2 separate regions of the Homo sapiens genome follow, and region 2 is linked to region 1. The links are chromatin contacts, found by Hi-C or POLR2A ChIA-PET in ENCODE. All regions are on one chromosome and are shown on one strand. Each heading gives the region's core, a stretch centred on a gene start or an enhancer-like site at or near the end of the contact. The rest is flanking DNA. Distances are from core to core; before and after follow the strand shown. Region 1 overlaps FGF2 (fibroblast growth factor 2). Region 2 overlaps FGF2 (fibroblast growth factor 2).

The links. Hi-C counts contacts between places; a loop is a spot of excess contacts on that map. ChIA-PET counts read pairs that join two places held with the same protein, here RNA polymerase II (POLR2A). Pooled maps may share reads with other maps.
Region 2: a map of ascending aorta shows a loop between it and region 1 (2.3-fold over the local background). The contact joins two enhancer-like sites. A Hi-C loop is called at or near these places in 3 of 168 maps with a recorded cell type or tissue (ascending aorta, heart left ventricle and heart right ventricle), 3 of 37 single-sample maps with no recorded cell type and 3 of 50 pooled maps. POLR2A ChIA-PET finds 5 or more read pairs at or near these places in 7 of 52 experiments (MCF 10A, PC-3, T-cell and 4 more).

Annotation. Positions count from the first base shown.
Region 1 is chr4:122,849,723-122,856,757 of GRCh38, reverse strand. The region is part of intron 1 of FGF2 (fibroblast growth factor 2); the gene reads right to left. Among named protein-coding and RNA genes, the nearest start is that of FGF2, 26 kb to the right of the region's middle. Within about 2 kb of position 1,802, at least 8 of the 41 ENCODE cell types and tissues checked have a DNase peak (open chromatin) inside an H3K27ac peak, as active enhancers do; they include ascending aorta, where a contact is called at or near this core.
Region 2 is chr4:122,893,167-122,899,983 of GRCh38, reverse strand. It overlaps FGF2 (fibroblast growth factor 2), which reads right to left. Exons shown (of 3, transcript NM_001361665.2): 3 at 1,748-6,817. It overlaps NUDT6 (nudix hydrolase 6), which reads left to right. Exons shown (of 5, transcript NM_007083.5): 4 at 2,306-2,360; 5 at 6,759-6,817. Among named protein-coding and RNA genes, the nearest start is that of NUDT6, 26 kb to the left of the region's middle. Within about 2 kb of position 1,408, at least 6 of the 41 ENCODE cell types and tissues checked have a DNase peak (open chromatin) inside an H3K27ac peak, as active enhancers do; they include ascending aorta, where a contact is called at or near this core.

The sequences.
Region 1 (7,035 bases), core at 553-3,052:
GATACTGTACTACTGTTTCACAAGATGTTACAATGGGGGAAAATTGGGTAAAGAGTACAAGGAATCTGCCTGTATTATCTTTTTACAACTGCATGTGAATGAATCTATAATTATCTCAAAATTTTAAAATTTAATTTAGAAAATACCAGCCAACTAGTTCAAAGTCTCTACTTCTAGCTTAATAATTAATATTTTAAATCTGTGCTTTAAGATCTAGAAATTACTTGAGAGAAAGAAGCTAAGCAATATAAATAAGATTCCTTTAAATATTACTTTTAGTGTAACTTCCATTTCCATGTTAGAACAGAAAATGGAAGAAATTGAGAACCCAAGGGCAGAAGAGCCCGCAGACCAAATAGCCTCCACTGTATTTAGATTTTTTCATTTTACAATTCATTGTTGACTGAGTACCTGAACTAGGTCCCATTCAGGTACAAGGGATAAAGCACTGAAAGGAACCAGACACTGTCTCTGCTCTTGTGGATTTTACATTCTAGTGCAGTCTCTTAAAGCCAAATGAATATTGTGTCTTGAACACAATATAACACAATGTAACACAATATAAAAATCTGATGAGAGGTTTCAATTAATACTAAATTTCAATGATTTTATTCTAATAATTATATTAGAGAAAATATGTAAAATGTTTTGAAGAGGAATCACTATTTGAAAATTTTTTTTTCTGATGGCTTATTCTACTTATCAAATTCTCCCTTATTCAGAGACACATATGGTCTGTGGGCTATCCTGCCACCATGAGCTCTCAATTTCTTCCAATCCCTATTCTTCATAGTCTCTGAGTAATTTCACTAGAAGGTGAGGGTACGGGGACAGAAGAAAAGAAGGATGAAGCTCAAATATCACTTTTGCTACCTGTTGGTTGCACTTTTAGTAATTAGAAGAGGGGAGAGGATTATTTAAAGACAAAAATTGTTCCTCAGATAGCTGAAAATCTACAGATTTTTCTCATTTCCATTAGTAAGGGAATGTTAAGAACTTCTCTGGTGACCCCAGAACATTTGGTCACCTGACATTTCTTTGTATTTCCTGCAACGCTTACTGAATAAACAGGAAGCTCATCAGCTCCTAGGGCACCATCTGCACTACTTATGAGAAAATGTCTTCTAGCAGAGGCCTTCCAAAGCTGGAGGTGGAAGTGCCATGGTTTAGACAACCTGCTCTGTTGTCTGAGGAGGCAGCAGCAGACAGGCCTTTGAGGAAGTCAGTATCTTCATATGGAACAAGTTGTTGGAAGTCAGACCTTCAGTCAGGGTTGGCAATACTTTCACAAAAACAACTGAGAAATACTTCAACAAAACTGCTGATATTTTGAAATGTGAGTTCTTCAATATAAATCAATTCTTGAAAATTCCTCTCAGTACGCTGAAATCATAAGCAGCTCAGAAAGAGATTAAACAAAAATATAAGCTGCCTTAAGTAAGTATTTCTGCAACTAATCCAACATACTCAAGAGATGGAACACCTCCTGAATATAGCCTTTTCTTGGCAAATTCTTCCTTTTCGAAATGCTTCTTGGGTGATTTGAGAGAGCTTGAGGTTTCTCCTCAAAGTTAATTAAGTAAGTGCCTCATGGAGATAATGCAACCAGCTTGTTGGCCATGTTACTTTCCCTAGGGGTGAATGCCAATTAGCCGGGCTGTTTGTGTTCCTGGCACCTCTTTCTGGATTAAAGAGTTCACATTCATCCACAAAAATCACACAATTCAGGCAGCTCCAGAACAGAAAACAGAGCGGCATGTGTGTGCCCGGAGGAGGAGGAGCTTTGGGGGAAAGGCAAGTAGGGGCACAGGGTGGGGAAGGGAAGCTGCCCAGAGTGTTCCAGTTATTTAATACACTCTCCCACACAGTCATTCTATTTGACTGTAAAATCATTAGGAAAACACCTTTCAAAGCAGGCTTAAGACAAGAGAGTTTTATTTGACTCCCATGAAAATAGCCCCGGCAGCACGTCTCTCAATCAATGACGAGCATTACTGCAGCCTCCACTTTGGAAAACCACGCTTCCAGCCAAGAGCTCAAGGCCCATCTCCAAAACTTCTGAGAAGGCCCTTGCAAGGAAAATTCTTCCCCGCATCCCCTGCATGACATATGCTGGGTGGACTTAGTAGGAAGTTGGAAACGGCTCCTTTGCCTGAAAGTCTTCAGTAAGAAAACAGGACCTCTTCTTCAGCTGTGCTGAGTATTTAAAGGAATAAAACAGGATCACAGTAAAAGAAGATCATGGCTCCACCCTCAAGAATGCAGCTGCCTCTAAGTAGAAGTTAATAATTAGGCAGACTCCAGAGCTGAGTTCTTTAAAATATGCTATTTGAAATTGTTGTTAAAAGCCTGTGAGGTGCGGGAGACTCTTCTCCAAAAAATGTTTACCATTTCCTTACACAATCTTGATTGCCAGGGTCGAATACTACCACTGGTTTCACAAAAATATTGTGTTTTTGGAAAGGAAATGCACAGCCATCAAAAGAGTATCAGTGAATAACGAATATGCTCATTAGAATTCTGTAGGCGAATGCCTTTCTATGTTTACTACTTTAAAATATTGTATCCTTATGTGAAAAAGAAGCTATTTTTTAATGTCCTTTTAAAAAATCTTCTCACATCCAAAAGGCTTGCAGATCTAAAAAAGAAAATATATAATGGCTTTTCCCCATGTTCCTAGTATATCTTCTATGCTCTATCTACAGAAGAAACAGGTACTCTCATTGTGCAGTATAACCAGCTAAGCCTTCATCCATCCCAGCTCCTCTCTAGACGCAGCAAATACAGCACATATACTGATGCTTTACAAATGTCTATTTTTAATAGTGAAGATAATTAACAAAACTGCATTCTGCATCTCTCTCCATTTAATATATAAGAACGTTCATTCTTTCATTTAACTCCTATCAATATTGTCCATTTTAGTTTATAAAAGATAAGGAATTAGGTAAGTTTTGCTTATATTCTTCATCCAGCAAGCATTTATGAAGCACTCATTGAGTATCAAGCACAGCATTAGTATATACACCCTCGCACCATTCCAGTAACAACTACAAAAACAGACCACGTGGGTATGGATGCGTAACCCAAGTGCAGCAGGAGTAGTGTGGTGAACAAAAGACAGTTCAAGATGTTTAAATATTGGGGAATTCCGTGAAGGGGATCTAATTTCTAACTCCCTGAAATATTTCCTGATTCCCCTTTTCCCTCCTTCCTAATTCTCAAAAGTACAAATAGCAACAACAAAATCCCTTCCTCCTTACATCTTGTCTTCAGGGTTTTTACTCTACCTCAGCATTGTCTCCTCTGTTCCCCTCTGTGTGTTAAGATATTTATAATATACATGAACTTAAAACTCTCTTATTAAATAACTTGCCTCATCACACTCTGATTCTGGAGGGTGGAGGGCATACAATAGTAAAAAATAGTTTTTATTTTTATTTCACTTTATTTTATTTTTGAGACAGGATCTCACTCTGTCATGCAGGCTGGAGTGCAGTAGCATGATCATGGCTCACTGCAGCCTCAACTTCCCTGGCTCCAGCAATCCTCCTGCCTCAGCCTCCCAAGTAGCTGGGACCACAGGCACCCACCACCACACCTGGCTAATTTTTGTATTTTTGGTAGAGATGGCATTTTGCCATGTTGCCCAGGCTGGTCTCCAACACCTGAGCTCAAGCAATCCACCTGCTTCTGCCTCCTAAAGTACTGGGATTACATGAATGAGCCACTGTGCTCAGCCAGAAAATAGTTATATAAATGGTGCAGAGCAAGATAAATAAGGCCTCAGAAAAGGGCCCTATAACAGAAAGGTTAGGTTTAATGCAATCTGGACTATAAACATACCGTAGGTTCTTGAAAAGAAATGCATCAGGCTAAAAGTGGTGTTTAAAGAATTAATAACTGGAAAGGTTATTACAGCTGTTCACATGTAAGATAATAAAGATGTGGACTTTGATGGTGGCCATGAGGATGGAAGGCAAAGGATGAAATGCCAGGGTTTCATGAAGTTTGAATTTTGGTAAAAAATGAGCAGTGGAAAAAAATGTTGTGTTTAGGGGGTTTCAACTTGGAAATATGAAAAACTGACACAGAAAACAATTAAGGGAAAGTTGGTAAAATGAGGATAGTCAGTTTATGATCTAGCACCAATTCCATGCTCATAAAAGCGAGGAATTAATTGTTTATCTGATGGCAGACTTATTTTGGTGGCTCCAATGTACCACACCACCTGATATTTATATCTTCTGTAGCTCTTCCCAAACTGAATCTAGTCCTAGACATGTTGACTGATGTGACATTGGCAATTTTGATATTAGCAAACAGGATGCAAACAGCGGCTTACACAATGGAGCTTGCTCTCTTGGAACCCTTTCCTCTTGAGATCCAGCCACTGAAAAAGCCCAAGCTAACCTGAGAGAGACAGCACCTGGAGAAAGATATCATTAGGATTCCAGTTATCCCTGCTAAGGTATTGGACATGTAAGTAAAGCCATTTCAGATATTCTTGTCCCCGTGACCACTTGACTGCAGCTGCATGACACATTCTAAATTATACCAGGGGAACTATGCAGTTGCACCCAGGCCAACCCACAGAATCATAAAATATAAAATCACTATTTTAGACCACACAGCTTTGAGATGTTTGTTACACAGCAATAGACAACTGAAGCAGTGGAGGACAGATAAGATATAAGCTTTGAGAGATTTAGGAATAATAAATAACAGTAAAATGGTTACTTATTATTTGACAGTACTATCCTAAACACACTGCCTATATTATCATGTTAATCATCACAACAATACCAACATAGTAGCTATTATCAGCTAGTATCCCTATATAATAGATGAGGAAACTAATATTTAAATAAATTAACTTACCCAAGAGCATAGAATTAGTAAGGCACAGCTGAGACATAAACCCAAGTCTACCTGTTACCTGCACATATGTGAAAGATGAAACTGTGAGAATGAGCTCACCAGAGAAATGAGAAGAAAGAAAGAAAGGGCTGAGGCTAGGGTTAGGGCCAGGAAGAAAAGCCACATGATTGCACTTTTGCATTTTCTCTACTTTTAATAATAGCTGTTCAACACATTCTAGCTAAGAAATCAATTCTAGCCCCTATTTAGACAGTCAGTTCCTGCTTGTCATTCTATCTATATACTTTAAAACTCACAACACTATCTACTAGAGCCACATTTAAGCCATATTTCGGCTAACAGAATTTAGCTTCACATGCCTATTTGCTTTAGGATCAAAGGGTTGTTAAACAGTCTCTGACCATCTCCAGTGACAGAGCTGGTGTGAAGTACCCTCTTTTCTGGGATTATACTCTTTTCTATTGGCCATACCTACTTCTAATGATATTATCAGCCTTCCCCAAAAACTGAACCTCCAGCAGAATTTGAGTCAAAAATCCTTAAAATTTGGCCCTGAGAAATCATCTAGTCTGGACTTCTCTGCTAAAGATAAGAAATCTGGGTCACAGGTTGGTAAATTGTTTTGCCTTAAAGTTACCCAGCAATCTAGGGTCAAGATCAGCAGTCCTAATCCTCTTCTTTTGCTGAATGCTGAACCACACTGCCCCTTTGAAGCATGCCACTCTGTTATCTCTTCATTTGCCATCCAACAAGACATAGCAGGTTGAAATAATACTAAAATTGTGCTTTGATCCAAGCAATTGGTTGGATGCAAGGATGGGGGAGCAGGGGAAGTAGGGGAATGGATGAAAATACCAAGAAGTCTTCTCTCCCCAAAGAAAGTCTTCTTATACTATGTGTTCTTATTTCTTACACTAAAAAGACATAGTTAATAGCTATAGTGTATACATTTTCTAAGCGTCATAAAAGCAAGTACACAGGTAGTAAAGGAAATAGTTTCTGGCTCCAGTACTGACACTTCCATCCCAAAAAAGAAGCCTAAAATCACAACTATTGAATGTGTTTCCTTCCCCTGTGCCACAAAAAACTGGTCATGTTGGTTTTTTTGCTCCCTTCTTCTTGTGAGATTTGGAACCGCTCTCTGAAGAGAGCGCTAAGAGTCCCATACAACTAGCTACTTGGGAGTTTTGAATATGAATGTCTGTTTCAACCTAAATCTTCTCTTGCTTGTTCTCACTTTATTTTGTTTTTGTTTTTTTCTCTTTCTTCCTTTCCCTCTTCTACTTTCTACTTCCCTTATCCTGTCTGCTCCCATGACTTAATTTTTTTCTTTCTGCTTCCTCCAAAAAATATATGAGGCTATGTAAGAGAAGAAAAAAATCAGACATCTATAAAGTCATCCACCATCGCTCAATGTTATTTCTGGAAGAATAAGGAAAAGTTTAAGGCACAGAAATTAATTCTGTTTAAGATGCTCTGAATCGAAATCTCTTATCTCAGGCAGAGAAAGGAGTCTGGCCCTCCCAAGTACATTGTTCCAAGACCAGAAACAAATATATAACATTTTGCTCAACTCACAACTTTTACTGTATCTTTTTTTTTTCTTTTTTTTTTTGAGACAGAGTCTCACTTTGTTGCCCAGGATGGAGTGCAGTGGTGCAATCTTGGCTCACTGCAACCTCCGCCTCCCAGGTTCAAGCAATTTTTGTGCCTGAGTCTCCCAAGTAGCTGAGATTACAGGCATGTGCCACTGCATCCAGCTAATTTTTGTATTTTTAGTAGAGATGAGGTTTTGCCATGTTGCCCAGGCTGGTCTCAAACTCCTGAGCTCAAGCAATCCACCCACCTTGGCCTCCCAAATTGCTGGGATTACAGGCGTGAGCCACCGCGCCCAGCCAGCTTCTGCATTCTTGAACATACATTGTTGAACATACACAATGTTCAACATACACAATGTTCTGGAAATGATACATTCATCCAAACTGGTGTTATTAGCAATATGAGGTCTCCAGCCTCAAGTGGGCCCTCAGCAAGTGTTAGCCACTTGGGCATATCCCTGGTTAATTTCCTTTCCTATTCTCTACACCATGCTCTAAGGCTACCCAGCCAGCAGTCACAACTCTCTCAGAGACAGCATTCCCTCCTACTTCAAAG
Region 2 (6,817 bases), core at 159-2,658, 44 kb before region 1:
AGTAAATGCCCGCAGCACTGGCTTGTCAGGGCCGTGGCTACTGCAACTCTTTCTATGAGTGGCCCAGTCCCCAGCCTGCTCTTTCATTGGATATCTGTGATCTGTGCCTGAGTGCATTTTTTCATCCGTCATTCAGTCAGAGACTGTGGGTCAGACCTGGCATAGCGTCTGGGGTCTCACTCTGTTGCCCAGGCTGGAGTGCGGTGGCACAATAACTCACTGCAGCCTTGAACTCCAAGGCTCAAGTGATCTTCCCATCTCAGTCTCCCAAAGTGCTGGGATTACAGATGTGAGGCACTGTGCCCAGCATTAGTATTTTAATGTTGTTGTTATATTGCCAAACACAGCTAATGGGAATTGTTTGATATAAAGAAAAAAAAGTGGGAAGACATGCTCATCTCACTACTGATCATATCTAGGACATTAACTAGATTTTTCACAAACCACATAGCTTAGGACTGTCTACTGCTTAAGACTATACTCAGGCTCAAACTTTTTTAGGGGAGAAGTAAGCATTTTAAAAACCTAAGTGGTGCCATAAAATGTCACAAAATACTTACCAGCATAAACATATACCTAATATTTCCATATAAAAGGTTTATGAAATAGTCAAAATCAAATTTGTGTGAGCTGTTTTCAATCCTTATGTCTAGCATTTTCCCCCTTCTAATAAGTTCATCTCCAGATTTAATTAACAATCTCTAATCATTTATGGTCAAAGATTTTTAAAGTTGACTTTTATTGTTTTTAGGAAACATTGGTCTGCTCCATTATAACTTTTCTTTTGTTAGAAACAGAACTTGCAGGCTGGTTATGGTAGCTCACACCTGTAACCCCAGCACTTTGGGAAGCCCAGGTGGGAGGATAGCCTGAACCTCAGGAGTTCAAGACCAGCCTGGGCAACACGGTGAAATCTCATCTCTAAAAAAAAAAAAAAAATTAGGTGTGGTGGTGCACACCTGTAGTCCCAACTATTCAGGAGGCTGAGGTGGGAGGATCACCTGAGCCCAGGCAGGTCAAGACTGCAGTGAGCTCTGATGGTGCCACTGCACTCCAGGCTGGCCAGCAGAATGAGACCCTGTCTCAAAAAGTAAATGGAATTTATGGTGGTAAAGTTCAACATCTTGTCAAGACAAAGACTGCATAGTTTCTGGAGAAATAAACCTTCTGGGAATATTTCCAAATGGAATCTAGAAGACAGTGCATTGATATAGAGGTATATTTACAGATATATTTCTACATTAATAAAGTAAAGCATAATATCCTTTATAAATTAATGTCAAGCCTAGCCCAGACACTGAAAGCCTGAATTCTGTACCCACATAATCAACAGTCTATGGAAACTCTGGGAACCATGCCACTGGTCTCCAACCTAGCATAGTTGAGAAATGACACATTCTTTTAAGAAGCATTCATCCAGGAAATGAGTGTGTCACAAAGCAAACCAGTAAAAGGACCATAACTTATTTTATGAATGAAGAATATAGGGTACTAGCCAAAGGTACAGCTCCCTTATGAGTATGTTATAATTTCTCATTCTTTTCTTTTATCACGTGATGGATAGATAGAACTCTAACAGGAAGAAAAGTAATCATGTCAGCCATAAGAATATTGTCCATGTCATCTCATAATTGTTTTTAATCCATTTTTCTATATTTATCCCTATTCCAAGATCAGATCTTTCCACCTGCCCCTCCCCAACAAAAAAAAAGAAAAAAGAATTCATAGACAAGAAGACACAAAGAAATGGGAGACAAGAAAACACAAACTAATCAATTTTATTCATACTACTCATGAAAAGCAATTACATTTTTACATAAAATCATTAACACATACAATAGAAATAATAAGAGTAATACATCTGATTAGAAATACAATATAGGAAATAGATTTTAAAATAGCATATTTTAGTGATGAAATTTATATTTTCTACTTATTTATAGCAGCATCTGTAAGATTCTTCTATCTGTTCATAGTTAACTAGCAGCAAAATATTTTAAATTACAGAAATTCAGTAGATGTTTCCCTCCAATGTTTCATTCATACAGAATGTATCACGTTAACCAAACAAAACCACTTATATTTCCTGAAGAGAAAAGGTGGGAAAAGATTTCATCAGTTACCAGCTCCCCCAAAAAAAGAAGAAACGAGGGAGAAAGGATGGAAGCTAGAAAAATTTTGCATGCAATTACTAAAAAATATATTCTCAACCACTTTGACCAATTATAGGTGGATTTTGTGAAATCTACATATGTGTGTGTTAGTGAAAGTTATGTTAACTTTATTTTCTGACTTTATACTGCAGTTGAAAAATATGTGGAAGTTTCCAGGAGGCCTGTCAGAGCCTGAAGAAGATATTGGTGTGTATCTTTTATATTTTTAATTGGCTTAAAAATGTTGAGGAAATTAATGTGTTTACTTTCTTGCTTTATAGCTAAGAATAAAAATTTAAATTTTCCAATTTGTTCCGACTGAGTCTGAACATTTCAGAAATTACCTCAGAGCTGATATAATTAGCAGCATAATTTCTAATATTACAGTTTATTCCATTAGTAGAAATAATATCATTAGGAACATACCACCTATTCTTCTGTTTATGACTGCTTCTGGATTAATCTGTCTGAAAATGAGAAGCTTTGGATATACATCAGTAAAGTTTAGCATTAAAGGTTATTTTGGATACGACTAATATTGTTGTTGGAATTAAACTATGAGAAAACAAATTCCTGACCATTCCATCACAGAGGATGAATAGTAGCCTTTAAATGAACTTTGAAATAAATATAATAAAGTCAGTTATAAAGCAGTGATTATATAATTCTTCACTTTATGAAAATTGTATCTACTATTTATTTTTAATAGTCAGGTAGTCAAAACATAGTAAAATGTCATATAAGAAAGTCTCAACTGAGAAATAATCCCCTAACACAACTTACTGAGCTCAGTATTTAAGACAAGGAAATATAAAATAAGCTAAGAATTATTTATGTCACTGATTTACAGGAAATCGAAAAATAGAAACCAAATTTTCCTACCTATTCCTTAAACTATTGGATCAAATTCAATGTGTATCATGACAAATCAATGTATTTGTTTGATACCAATATTATTTCTCCATGACCTTTTCCTTAATATGCATGTCCCCTATTCTATTTAGCCAACAATGATATTAAGGCAATTTTCTAAATTGTCTTTAAATATTTTATTTAAAAATGTCCATGTACTTAAAGCTTGATTTTTAAAACTTTTACACAAATCAAAATACCATACATACATTATATAGCCAACTCGTAACAATCCATCAGAAAATGGATTGCATTAAGATATATCTCTAGCCAATCTTGGTTTCAGGTACTTATTGACCTTTTGCTTAGTTTATGCTTATTCTTCTGTTGATATAAAAGATGATTTTGTAGTGGTGTGAATGCTGAAAGAGAAGGCCATTTGTTCTACAGCCTAATTCTCTCACACTATCCACTGGTGCCACGTGAGAGCAGAGCATGTGAGCTAATTAAGCTTATGTTTTGCAGCCTTACCCAATCTATATTGGGCAAAAAGCAGTCTGCAGGTTTGCAAGGCTTCCTCTCTCCTGCATCTTGCCTTTTCAAATAAATTGATTTTTTTCATGTGAACTCTTATGGGTCCTCTGAATTTCAGCTGTACTTACTTGTAGATGTAATTGAAGAAAAACACATTTCCAAGCCAAATATATATAATTTCAGGCCTAAGTATACTCCAGAATCCTTCTTAAAGTCCAGATGATTAAAAATTCACTACCTTTTTTTCTTTAAAAAAAAAAAAAGTGCTTGTGGTTGTCACAACAACTCACCTACCCAGAGATCATATATGCCTCAGTCATGTGGAATTAAGAAGAAAAAAACTGCCGTTGGCATTAGCCATACTTCCTAAGCTTAGTGTAAATTAAAGCTTTGCCTGAAAATTCATAAAACCCTGAAAGCAGCTAGAAATGAAAACTGACAGTAGAGGTCTGAAAGACTATGTCTATATGAAGGCATTTCTAACTCAACATAAAACAAAAGATATTCTTAATGATGAAGCTGAATCATCTAAGAATTACTGAAATTATTTAAACTCTGTATTTAGGAAAACATGCAATGTACTTTAGGAATACTGCCATCACAAACAGTTAAACATTTATATTGGCTCAAACAGTAAACCCTAGTTAACTGGGAAACACATTTGTTTGAACTCCTTCATTCTTTCATAATACTAGGTAAATGAAGAATTGTTATCCATAGTGTTTTTTAAATATCAAGAGGGTCATATAGAAAATAGAATGCAATCCTCAAGGCTTTTGTATAAAATAATACCCTAAGAGTATAAAGGTATCCACAAGATTAAAATTGACAAACTGCCTTCTTAAAAAATCGTATTACCACTGGCAGGAAGAGTATCTGCTGCATTAGCCAGAGAACTATAAAGCAGCTGAGCCTTATCAGAGATCATCAGTGCACTAGAGTCAGAGGGAAACACCAGGAAAACCCACATTCTGCAGATTATTTCCCATTATATTTTATTTCAATCTAATTCTATTATTAAATATAACAAAATAGAAATAACAAATATAAACTCCATTTCATTATTGTCCTGTAACTAAACAAAACAATACAACATATTTAAACATATCTCTTCATCAGCAAAAATAAAAACAAAACCTCTTAGTTTTTCCTATGTTCTTCAAACCTATAAAACAGCAAATGTTATTTCAGTTTGGCTTACAGTATATTAAAATAATAAAAAATACAACAGAATAAAGCACACTATCTTGATTAAAAATTTCAATTCATCTTGAAATCCTTGGGGAAGAAATATCCATCTTGAGGTGGAAGGGTCTCCCGCATACTCTGGAGACAAAAGCACTTATTTGCCCATTCAATTTTCAGTCAGTTAGTGATTCAAGTTAAACTGATCAAAACTACTCAGGCAGTGCTGATTTTCAGTCAGCTGCTATGGTGACTGCTGAGCAGGGCAGATTTGCTCACTACCCCCATCCAGTGCTTCCACGACATAGAAACAGCATAGATCATGAGCTACATGCCGAACTTTTGATTAGTGGTACTAAGAGCTAAATAGGATCCCCATAATTTATTTTCAAACATAAAGAATAAAAATGGACATTTAAACAAGTTAGGAGATGTTATATCAAATTTAAGACTAGTGCTACTATCTTTAATAATAAATTTAATAACAAACATGTATTTCCCCATAATTATTTTTCAAAGCATAATGAATAAAAATGGACATTTAAACATGTTAGGGGATATTTTATACAATTTAAGACTAGTGCTACCATCTTAAATAATAAATTTAATAACAAATGTATTGCACATCAGAGTAAAAATTACTTTTCTTATTAAGGAAAATTTCTCTTTTTTTGAGACAAAGTCTCACTCTGTTGCCTAGGCTGGACTGCAGTGGCACGATTATGGCTCACTGCAACCTTGACCTCTCAGCCTCAAGTGATCAACCCTCCCACCTCAGCCTCCCAAGTATCTGAGACCACATGTACACGCCACCATGCCTGGCTATTTTTTGTGTTTTTTTGTAGAGACGGGGTTTCACCAGGTTGGTCTTGAACTCCTGGGCTCAAGCGATCCTCCTGCTTTGGCCTCCCAAAGTGCAGGGAATATAGGCATGAGCCACTGCACCCGGCCTAGATTTTTCTTTTATGCTTTCAGTTGTTTCTAACCATGTTTAACCTATGGGCAAATCTCAATTGTAAGGGAAGTCAGCATGTAATTGAAAAATGGCAGACAAATGCCTTATGTTTTAAAACATTATACTCTTTCTATGCATCTTTCCATAGCTATTAGAGGGAAAAAACAAGAGCATATCCAGGGGATGGGTAAGACAGTCTATGGTAAGACAGTCTACAGTCACAGCACATGGGAATTGAGACATGTTTCTGTGACTTCCTCTTCTTTGCATGTTTTTCACCAGTAGAATTACTGCAAGGGCAAATATCATTTACTATTTGACAAACAAGAAAAATAGAGGCAAAACGAGTATTGGAACAAAAATCTTTGTCTGTGACAATTGTGAAGCTTTCCAGCAAAGTGGTAGAGGAAGGCAGCTTTTTAAAGGGCTTCTCCTAAATACTTTGGGAGACAATGACAGAACATCACAAAATTAGAGAAAGCCCAGTTAGAGGGACCATCTGGATGTGTAGAAAAAGCAGCCACAAAAATATGTTAATGGCAATAAAAATCCTGCCACACAAATTTGCATTTAATTGAAAAATCAACCTTATAAAATGTGAAAACCTTTGTTGAATTATAAAATTATTTATATTCCAAGTTTCTTGAAAACTGATCAAACACCTCCAGCATTTCGGTGTTGAAGAAATGAATCTAAGTTCTTTGGAATCTTATCTCAAGAAACAAAGGAACTGCAGCCATGCAAAATGTTTTAACTTTTCAATCTATATTTTTACCTTTTGGGAAAAAGAGCAGCAAGAAGTTAAAAAGAGCTGACCCCAAAAATGTACAGGTAGATAAGCCTCCAAGTAGCAGCCAAAGAAATATTCAGCATTTCAAAAGCTTCTTGAATTTACAGTGGTAAGAAAATATTTTGGGATTTCTTGATATCCACAAGGCAAAGAATTTGTATTGAAAACTTTACTTTGTTAGGGTAATGTTTTGAGCCTTTACATAATGCTACTTTAACTGAAAATCTTTGATGATACAGTTTCTAAAAGTGTAATTATTATTGATTTGTACATCTCTTTTTTTACGTAGGAGACACAGCGGTTCGAGAAGTTTTTGAAGAGACTGGTATAAAATCAGAATTCAGGTCC